Linked DNA regions of Homo sapiens: all the other regions are linked to region 4. The links are chromatin loops, found by intact Hi-C in ENCODE. Cell type or tissue: heart right ventricle. All regions are shown on one strand. Region 1 overlaps TBX20 (T-box transcription factor 20). Region 2 overlaps LOC101928421 (a long non-coding RNA gene). Region 3 has its middle 160 kb from the start of HERPUD2. Region 4 has its middle 170 kb from the start of TBX20.

What was found. Peaks named below come from ENCODE experiments on the same cell type or tissue, not always from the same donor. Only the 100,000 strongest peaks of a DNase experiment are listed, where the experiment ranks them.
Region 1: it touches region 4 in a loop (2.7-fold over the local background); 6 of 110 quality-filtered maps call a loop at or near these places.
Region 2: it touches region 4 in a loop (6-fold over the local background); 61 of 110 quality-filtered maps call a loop at or near these places.
Region 3: it touches region 4 in a loop (3-fold over the local background); 63 of 110 quality-filtered maps call a loop at or near these places.

Annotation. Positions count from the first base shown.
Region 1 is chr7:35,203,807-35,206,306 of GRCh38, forward strand. TBX20 (T-box transcription factor 20) reads right to left here. Exons shown (of 8, transcript NM_001077653.2): 7 at 664-776. Among named protein-coding and RNA genes, the nearest start is that of TBX20, 49 kb to the right of the region's middle. In heart right ventricle, no CTCF peak of the experiment used is centred here; no DNase peak of the experiment used is centred here; H3K27ac peaks cover 2,406 bases.
Region 2 is chr7:35,623,287-35,625,786 of GRCh38, forward strand. It overlaps LOC101928421 (a long non-coding RNA gene), which reads right to left. Exons shown (of 5, transcript XR_007060285.1): 1 at 1-2,500. Among named protein-coding and RNA genes, the nearest start is that of HERPUD2, 71 kb to the right of the region's middle. In heart right ventricle, CTCF peaks have their summits at 1,479 (motif pointing left) and 1,679; DNase peaks (open chromatin) are centred at 1,208 and 1,433.
Region 3 is chr7:35,536,201-35,538,700 of GRCh38, forward strand. No RefSeq gene overlaps it. Among named protein-coding and RNA genes, the nearest start is that of HERPUD2, 160 kb to the right of the region's middle. RefSeq lists a silencer at 1,343-1,412. In heart right ventricle, CTCF peaks have their summits at 1,404 (motif pointing left) and 1,616; a DNase peak (open chromatin) is centred at 1,411; H3K4me3 peaks cover 570 bases.
Region 4 is chr7:35,423,818-35,426,317 of GRCh38, forward strand. No RefSeq gene overlaps it. Among named protein-coding and RNA genes, the nearest start is that of TBX20, 170 kb to the left of the region's middle. In heart right ventricle, CTCF peaks have their summits at 1,251 (motif pointing right) and 1,455; a DNase peak (open chromatin) is centred at 1,258; H3K27ac peaks cover 364 bases.

The DNA.
Region 1 (2,500 bases), 220 kb before region 4:
TAATTTCATATTAAGGACATAAAACAATGCAGAGGACTCTCTCCCCATACGAACTTTACTGTTCCCAGAATGGAGCCCCTCTGGGCTCTTTTCTCTGGACTCTCTTCCCAGATGCAGAGGGCTGCTCTCTAAGCCTTGGGAACAGAGAAACTTTGTTCAGTTCCTGCTGTCAACACTGGGGCCACTTCCTCTATGTAATATCCTTCATTAGGACAATCCTCTTTTAAAAGTGTTTTCTATTTTGGTCTTTGATTCTAACAAATTATACCTGACATAGATGGAACAGATATATTCCCTGACTTTCAGATTATGAAACTGAGGTTCAGAAGGACTTGGTGACTGCCCCCAAAGTTCAACAGCTCTTATGTACTAAGTCATGGACAAGTAACTCCTGATCCCTGACTCAAAGGCTCAGTATTCTTTCACTTAAAAAAAAAACAAACCATAGGAAACCTGCAGGCAGCATCATCGCCTATGATTCAAAGGCAAAATAATGAAATCTGTGAGGATCAGTGTCGGGGCTCTCCCTTCCCAAGGAGGCTCCTGAAATCCTTTCCCGGCATCGTGTACTCTGAGGACTGGCCATCTCATCAACGACCTGCCCCCATTCTCCTTTAGGTGCTCTGCCTCCCAGCAATTCCATGGCCTTGGAAACTACCTTACCTCGATTTGGGGTTGTCTGACTCTCATCCCCCAAGACATCTTCTTCTCCTCCGTAGGTACGGATGGGTGAGCGTGCATAGGAATGCTTTTGAATCAGGCTCTCCACACTTTCCCTAGGTTAGAGTGACATATCACAGGTTAAGTAAAATGTAAAGGACTCAGAGATACAGAGAGGTCTTAGAGGTAACTCACTAATCAGTAAAACCATTTTCTCAGCCAAAAAGCAACCACTGCACAGAAAGATGAAATTCAAAACATGTACATTTATTCTGTTGTACAGTGACTCCTCAGAGACATGACCTCAGGTGTATGACTGCAAGCAAACATGACTGACTAGGACAAGGACAATCCCCTGAAATACTTTAAAATGAAGGACAAAGGGGTGAACAGGAGCTATGAAACCTGACCACAAGAATATGAAATTCCATGATGTGAAAAATAATGAGTGAATGAATTTACTGCAAGGAGCTGCAATGACTCTTCTTACTGACTTCATCAGCTAACAAATACAAAACAAATACTCAGTTGATACAAATTGCACTGATCCAACAACCAATGAAATGTTGGCAAAAAGTTCAAATTATCATTAGTCAGCGAAAGACTCTAATATTCACCAAGAAATCAAACAAATTCATAGATTATAGTACAATATAGATAGTTTGGGTAATGAACACTAAGATCCTTGTTGCTGTAAGACTGAAAATTACAAAAAACCCATGAAGAAAACACAAATGACCAATAAGGAGTTTTAGCCTCTAGGTAAATTGGTACATTGTCTTGTAGATGGTCTTCCTCCTGTAACATAGTCTATCAACCAAACAGTGAGGTTAACTTTAAAAAATAAAAAAAAAATTTGGCATTGGACAATTTGACCTTCTGCTTTTAAAAAAAAAAAAGCCAGTACAATTTTAGCCAATTTGTTCGCCAAAAGTGCATACTGATAACAGATTAGTCTGCATGGCACACATTTCTGGAACAGCTGTGGCCCAAAGACCAATGCCAAATTGACCAGCAAAGGACAAAAGAAGACTTATAAAATATGTGTTAAATGAGGAAGGACAACCAAACACCACATTTCATATTGAGGGAATAAGCAAAGCAAATAAAATGTCATAATAACTTTTTAAAATGTTAACACTTGTCAACATTTCACATAAATATGCAAACTTTACCTGTGAAAAATTACTACCTAATTCATAGTAAATTTGGTGTTGTAGAAAGCTTATATACCCACATAGATGAAGGCATTTTATAATATATAGTATGACTATGACTATGAGGACTTAAGGATATGCCTAAAAGGAAAATTAACTCTGCAACTATTTAAGTTACATCTCTATTCTCAAATTATTTTAGAGTAAGAATAAAGTACCACCTCTTATAGTCAAAATAATTAGGATCCAGATCCACTGCATTAACACATAGGTGTCAAAAAGAATGAGGTCATTCCATATGTATAGATATGGAATAATTTTCAAGATATAGTAAGTGAAAAAAGTAAAATACAGAATGTTATGTAAAGTATGCTACCATTTGTGAAGTTAGAACACAGGATATGTATGTTCATATATGCCTGCATGTGCACAGGATTTCTAGAATGTTCCAGTTTCCAGAACAAGAAACTGCCTAGAAGAGGTTGCCTCTGCAGGGTGAAATCAGGGACTTGAAGGATTAGAGTAGTGATTCTCAAATTTGTGTGTATGTTTGAATCAACTAGGGATCTTGAAACAAACAAACTATATTGAGATATGATTAAAATACAAAAAGTGGCACACATTTAAAGTGTATGGGGCCGGAGCCGGGGCCGGTGGCTCACACCTGTAATCCCAGCACTTGG
Region 2 (2,500 bases), 200 kb after region 4:
GGGAACTGGCTGCAGAGAATATGGTAACTCTGTATCATCTTTGCAATTTTTCTGAAACTCTAAAACTGTTCTAAAATTAAAAGTTCATTTTTGAAAGTTAAAGAAGTTAAAGAAAAATATCAAAAGCAGCATTAAGCAATTGGGGCCATCTTTATCTATATGTTTTTGTTTTAGACAGTAATGATTAGATCCCTGTAATAAAAGACAAGGTCTGGAAAAAAAAAAAGTCTCCCAAGAGAATTGCTAAGTAGGGCGTTGGAATAAGGTGTTATCTTACTAAGCAAATACTATGGCCATAGAGGTGGATTGTCTGCTGATTTATTCTAAAGTAGAGGCTGCCAAAAATTTAAATAGCTCTTGCCCAAAATGTAATGGTCTAATTCAACTACCAGGAGCCACCTCTGGACACAGAAAGCGAGACAGCAGAGCTCAATGCTTAACTCCTACAGGAACTTCATTCCTCTGTCTGGTGCCAACAGTACCTTTGAGCCACCTGTAAAAGTGGCCAGGCTTATTCTCTATATTTTTCTATATGTTTGAAATATTCCATAATAATGTTAAGAACATTTTTGTAATTTTTATTAGCTTTCAATTTTGAAATAATTTCCAACTTGATGAGAAAAGTTGCAAAAATAGCACAAAGAATTCCCACATACCCTTTACCCAGCTTCCCCAAATGTTAACACTCTGCATAGTTATAGTACAGTGATCAAAACCAAGAAATTAACATCGAAGCAATACTATTAGCTCACCGACAGATTGCATCAAAAAGTTACCAATCGTCCCACTGAGCTCCTTTTTCTGGTTCAGGACCCACGGTGCATTCACAGCTGCCATGTCTCCCGCCTCCTCCAGTCTGGGGCAGTTCCTCGGCCTTTGTCTTTCATGACCTTGACATTTTTGAAGAGTCAGTGTAAAATCATTTAAACTCATTGAGTTTATGACAATCTCCCTAAAACTGTTCTGAACTGAAGGCAGCTCTTCAGCGAGTTGCCAGGCCGTCAGGGAGCAACCTTGATACAGTTTCTCAAGCTGGACAACTCTGCAGCCTCTGCAGCCCCCAGAGGGGCAGGAAGCGCATGGGAAAGTGGCACAAGGGCGGGACTGCACCTCACTGGGATTCCGGACAACCAGTATCCTGAGCACCTAACAAGGCGCCAAGCTCCCACGTGCCTAGGTACCTCCTCTACTCGTAGGAGCTCTGAGGAGGTGGGTGGGTGTGTGCTCCAATCCACTCGCTAGGGCTCGGTGGGACCAGGAGTTCACGGTTGTGTGAGCAAAACCCAGACGCCAGTACTGCACATCCTGGAGCCACCTGGTGGCTACAGTCTCCAGCTTTCTCAGGGCCCGAGAGTATCCTGTCTTCCATGTTTTTTTCACGCTCTGGTAAGGTAGCATCCTTCCCTCCAGGGTCTCCAAGCCCTGAAGTAACCTTCCTCCAAGGGCCACCGCGGAAGAGATGTGCAGTGTTACAGCACCATCTAGTGCTAAAAATAGTACAGTGCAGCCATAGCATCCCTGCTGCTCCAGTCACAGCTCCTGGGGGTGTAATTAATAATTTAGCAACCTGTCAAGATTTAACAAGTTGACTCTAATTTCACGGTGTGACAAGCCAGTCTGGTTTACCAAGGAAGAGGCATTGGAGTCAGATGAATCCCTTGTCTGCCCTTACCAATGTGTCTTGCTCTGTCTCTGACAGTCCAAACCTTATTTTCCTCATAGTTAAAATGGGACTAATACTGTATTCAACATTGTTATAATGTACCTGGATAAGTCCTGGGATGATAGAAAGTCCCAATAAGCATGTATTGCTTCTCATCCTCCTCCTTACCCTCTTGTATACAGAGGATTTCCATGACAACCTGGAGCCGTTAAAATGGAAGGGACTCTCCTCCATGAGGTGTGATGTTCATCCAAAGAGCCGGACAAACTATAAAACCCTGAGGCCACTCCATGGTTAGGAGCCGGGACTCGGAATCTGAATTGGCTTATTTTGAATACCAGCTCTGATGGTTGCTGGTTTTTCCATCTGTAAAATGGCGATGGTAGTGATGATGCCTGTCTCCTAAGGCTGTTGTGAGGATTAAATAAATTAATACCTACAAAGCACTTAGAAGGCAATAATGTCGTAAGTGTGAGCTATCATTAATAACATTTCTTAGCAATCTGGACCCAAAAAAGGCAGGAGGTGGGGGAAGGCTCAGAGCCACCATTTATTTGATTTATAAAAGAAAATGTTCCACTTCTTGTCCTTTTGAATAGTACTCTACCTCTCATGTTTTCCCCTAAACACACACACACATACGCACACAATCTTCAAATATTTAGAGTCTGGCTCCTCTTCGACCAACTCCAAGTCTCAGTTAGCTTCCTGGGCCATCTCCAAGGTGAGGCAGGGCCACAGGCAGCCCATCTGAGCCTCACAGACAGCCCAAATACCTCAGCCATCGGTATAGTACTGGTAAAGCAAGCCCTTTATCATTATGAAATATCCTTCATA
Region 3 (2,500 bases), 110 kb after region 4:
CCCCAGGGGGCCTCTCCAATGTAAGGGTAAAGAGTCCAGGCAAGAAGCTGGGTTTCCATTTCTGTTTGGAGACACCACTGGGTGGGCCAAGTTCTGAGGCCCACCAAGGACTGACAGCACCAGCCAGGGGCTCCCCTCCAACCTCCACCCCAAGACACACAGGAGCTTGATTCTATTTCACCAACCAAGGGCTCCTCCTACCCAAATCCACGTTCTAGTTACAGATAGCAGAGTCCACTAGAGGGTCATGAATCACTCCTATTATTTGCAGTTCTGAAACCAATCAGTCTAAAAGGTCAGCCATCCCTCGCATTGAGCACACTCTCATAGTTAGGCCACAGCAACCTGGGGACTCTGGCCCTGGCCCTTTGACCTGCCGCAGTGACTGCCTGTGTGCCAGTGGGAGATGGGACACAGAACAACCTTCTAGACAACAGGGCGCTGCTCCCAGTGGCTGCACGGCCCAAACCCATGACTGAAATCAGAAGAGAAGCCAAGTCCAGGACAAGAAATCCTCCCTATTGCCAAGCCAAACACGACGTCGTGGCAGCTAAGGCCTCGGCAGCACCTTCCCAAACTGTGGAGAAGGAAGCAGAGCCGCTCTCTCCCGTGAGATGTCAGACTCTCCCAGGCCACCAAAGGAAAGTCTAGTGGGTGGCACCTTCCCTGCACACCCCGGAGTAAGGGTGGGAACTGCTCATATCCTGGCATGAGTGAATGAGTGAGTGAATGAATGATACTCATTGATCTCTGCTCTGAACTAGGCACTGGGAAGGGGCCTTTTACAGGCTGCCTCAGTAAATCCTCACCGCAAAGTAGATGTAGTCTGGCCCCAAACAAGGCCCAAGGAGGCTGGCTAACCTGCCCATGTCACTCCGATAAGGGGCACATGACAGCCGGGGACCTGCAGGATATGTTAAGGGCCCTAGGCCAAGTGAACCCCCAGAAGGCCAAGGTCATTTCCTCCCAGCCACCGCCTTCTGAACTGGAGGACTGAGACACACCTGGAAAACAAAGCCCACAGACACACCCAAACCCCGAAGGAGAAAGAAGTGCGGACTGGGGACCTGCTTTCAGGACCGCCCAGGCTGACTCTGGGCCCGCGGCAGGGCGGGGCGGGGGGCGGGGGGGCGGAGTTGGGGGATAGGACTCGAGCACCCCCCGGGGCAGAGCATTGCCGGGTGAGCCGCATCCCTGCCTGGAACATATGAGAGGTGCGGGGTGTAGGGGAAGTGGGAGCACGCGGGGGGTCTGGGGAGGGGACAGACCGAAGGCAGAGACCACCGCGACAGACACCTATCGAACTTCACGCTAAGGACTGCTCGTTTTACTGATCCGGACTCAGCCCTTAGCGCTGGGCGGTACCACGCGCCGCCAGTGCGGATCATCTGGGCACTGGCGCCACCTAGTGCTGGCAGCGCGGCAATGGCCCTTTTACCGACTCGCGCGTCTATAGTGCGGCCTCACACAACCTCTGCGGAGTCCATGAGCCCTGGAGAGCACAAGTGGTTTGTTTAAGGATAGGGCAGAAATGGGCCAGGAGCTCAGCCTCCTAATCACCAGTCCTGGGGCCCCTACGGAGCACCTTGGTTCTCAACTGTGTGTGGGCTGCAACACAAGGGACAGGACCTTCCCAGACCAGAGCCACAGTTGCAGGCAGATGGTCTGCTCCCTCCCTCGGCCACCAGCTGTGCCCTCCTTTCATCTTATGAAAAATGTATCCCTAGGTTACAATTGAAAAGAAAATAAAACTTCCAGCAGTATCAGAAATCACAAGCCCTAACTGCAGTTGACACAACTAAATAAGGTTTCAGCAGTAAGATTGCTCCCTGAGGCCTCCGCAAGTCTAAAAATCTGCAAATCATGCACATCCCTGAACTTCTCATTTCACCCTCTTTACCCCTTATTCTGGAACGATGAAGGGGAAACACATGTGCATGGGTGCAATTATCATACAGCAATCTTTGCCTATGTGCTAATTTATAAGACAAGTGAATTGTCCACAAACCGTTGGTCCTTTAGCAATTACTAATGACCAATTGCCAATGGGCCAACACGTTGCCGAGCTGTTGTTCCGGAAGGTGGAAGCTCCCTGCTCTATGCCATGCGGCCCTCTCCTACAATGAGAACCATCAGGCAACCATCCACCCAAGCCTAGGCTCTCAGAACTTGCCTTAGAAGTCACTGCTTGACAGCCATCCTTTCCATAGGAAGGTGAACTGCGATTCCAACCAGTCAGCACATACTCCCTCCGTGGGAACAGACAGCTTGAATCCAGGCAGAGGAACAAGCTTTTGCTGTGCTGTGGTTCTCTGTTGAGGCTAGAGAGACTGGAATGCTCTTTCCCTAGATTTGCCCTCAATCTTCAAGGCCAGCGCCTCCAAGACATCTTCCCTGGCTCGCCCCTGCACAGCATGGTGGCCCCCCCAACCTCTCCTTCCTCCCACAGCACCCTGTAGTAAAATTCAAACAAAGCTTTCTGCTGAAACCTTCGCATGGC
Region 4 (2,500 bases):
AAAGACTGGTCTTCTCCATATCCAGTCTTCCTTGCTCATCAAGTCTGCACTAAAATCCTACTTTCACCACGAGGCCTCTCCTATCCTCCCCCAGCCACATGGGCTTTCTCCTCTTCTAAACTCTGAGAACACATTAATCATGGCTCCCTGGCAACACAAACTTCTACCTTGGAATAGAGTTTTCTGTCCACATGTTTCGTTTTCCCTGTAGATTAGATATTCCTTAAGGACTTGCCTGATTCATTTGTGGTACATACTTGTCCAGCAAGGAGGTAGCAGGGTATATCTACTGCCCTGTTCTCGTGGCTTGATATGAAGGGCCCCTTTCCAATGTTATTTTCCAAATATCCTTTCTCCAGTGCTTTATTGCCAGGCCTCTGAAATTATACTTCCCTTCTTGTCACTCCCAAATACCTCCAGCATAACCCTCATCAGACTTTCTCGGTCTTAGTCTTTCTCCTTCTTTTACAACCCCAGTGACCTTCATCAGCAATAATGAATATTGCTGAAGTCCTCTCCCTTTCTGTCTCATCCTTGGGTGGAGGGTAGAGGGAGGGTCCTTGCCCTGACAAGCAATGCAGCATACTTTTATGGATATAGGGTATATGGGAGCTCCTAGTCCCACTACAAAGCCCCAGGCTCTACAGTGGCAAATGCAGAGATCAAATGGGCCACTCCAGATAAAAGCCTCAGAGGAGATGGAATTAAGATGTGAGCCTTTGTGTTCATTGCAGTACTGTTCACAATAGCCAAGATGTGGAAACAACCTAAATGTTCACTGACAGATAAATGGACAAAGACAATGTGGTATATCCATACAACGAAATATTATTCAGCTTTAAAAAAGAAGGAAACTCTGCTATATGCAACAACATGGATGAACCAGTAGGACGTTATGCCAAGTGAAATAAGCCTGCCGCGGAAGGGAAAAAACTGCATGACTTCATTCATATTAGGTGTCTAAAGTAGTCAGATTAATAGAAACAGACAGTAAGTAGAATGGTGGTTGTCAGGGGGTGGGAGAAGGGGGAAACAGGGAGTTGCTGTTCAACTGGTATAAAATTTCAGTTATATGAGATGAATTTGTTCTAGAGATCTGCTGAACAATTTTGTGCCCATAGTTAACAATACTGTATTGTGCACTTAAAAATCTGTCAAGAGGGTAGATCTCTTGTTTAGCACTCTTACCACAATTAAAAAAAAAAAAAAAAAAAAGTAAGATGTGAGCTGGCCCACCCAGCAGAGGGCAGTGCAGTGCACACAACCAACCACTGCAGCTAGTGGCCACAGGAGGCCTGGACTGATCCTGTGGCTGAGCAACGGCACAGGTGTTTTTCCTTGAGCGGGGGAGCTGGGTGGCAATTGTTGTTTCTTTTTGTTTGATTCTACTTTGTTTTCATCTTAAAATCCTGGTTTTGTTAAAGTGAAATTTTTTTCTTAAAAATTGACACCAGCAATAAAAATGATGTGTTTCTTCCTCCAAACTTGAAGAGTGGAAGAAAATTAAAGTTCATTTGGATATGGTGCAGATTCTAATAACATATATCAGTTTACAGTTGGGCACGCTCATAGCTGTAATTTCAGCCTTTGGGAGGCCAAGGCAGATGGATCACTTGAGCCCGGGAAGCCAAGACCAGTCTGGGACACATAGTAAGACCCTGTCTCAACAAAAAACATCAAAAAAATTAGCCAGGCATGGTGGTGCACACCTGTAGTCTCAGTTACTTAGGTGGTGGAGGCACAAGAATCAACTGAGTCTGGGAGATGGAAGTTGCAGTGAGCTGAGATCTCACCACTGCACTCCAGTCTGAATGACAGAGCAAGATCCTGTCTCAAAACAAACAAGCAAAAAGCATATGTCAGCACACTAAACTATTGTTCTTTATTGACTGTCTTTAAAAAGTCTTCAATGTTTATGCTTTGAGTAGTAAAACAGAGAAGGCAGCACTCAGGTGTATCTGCACCTTCTCCTTTGAGAAAAAAATCCACAGGTGCCACACAAATAGGACATTTACTATTTCCTTTAAAATAACAAGATAGAGCAAAATAATTTGTACTCATAGGGAATCCAAGAAATTCTAATTTATTTCACAGGAATTACTGCATTTAATCTGCCCCAGCTGCCTCTGTTACTCAAGGAGCAGATATGAGATGCCTACAAAAGGCCTCAGAAATACTGAATTAGTCTATAAATGTGCTTAGCATTGAGGTGGTGAATTGTTTATAGGTGTTCAATGGAAATAAATCAAAGGGCATCAGAGAAAAAATAAGTAAGTTTTCTTGCCGATAAAAGAAAACACACCTCTCAGCTATGTCTGAGAAATCCTTTGTCAGGACAAGGGACATGCAGTAGATTACTCAGGAACTGCTGAGGTTTGTAAAAGCTAACTTCATTCCAATAGGACAAGGTGGGGCTGGTTTTCTAAGGCTAAAATGTGGGATACAGAAGAAGTACCTTTCTAGAGATTAGGTTTGTTCAGTTGAAGGGTGAAGTGGGGCA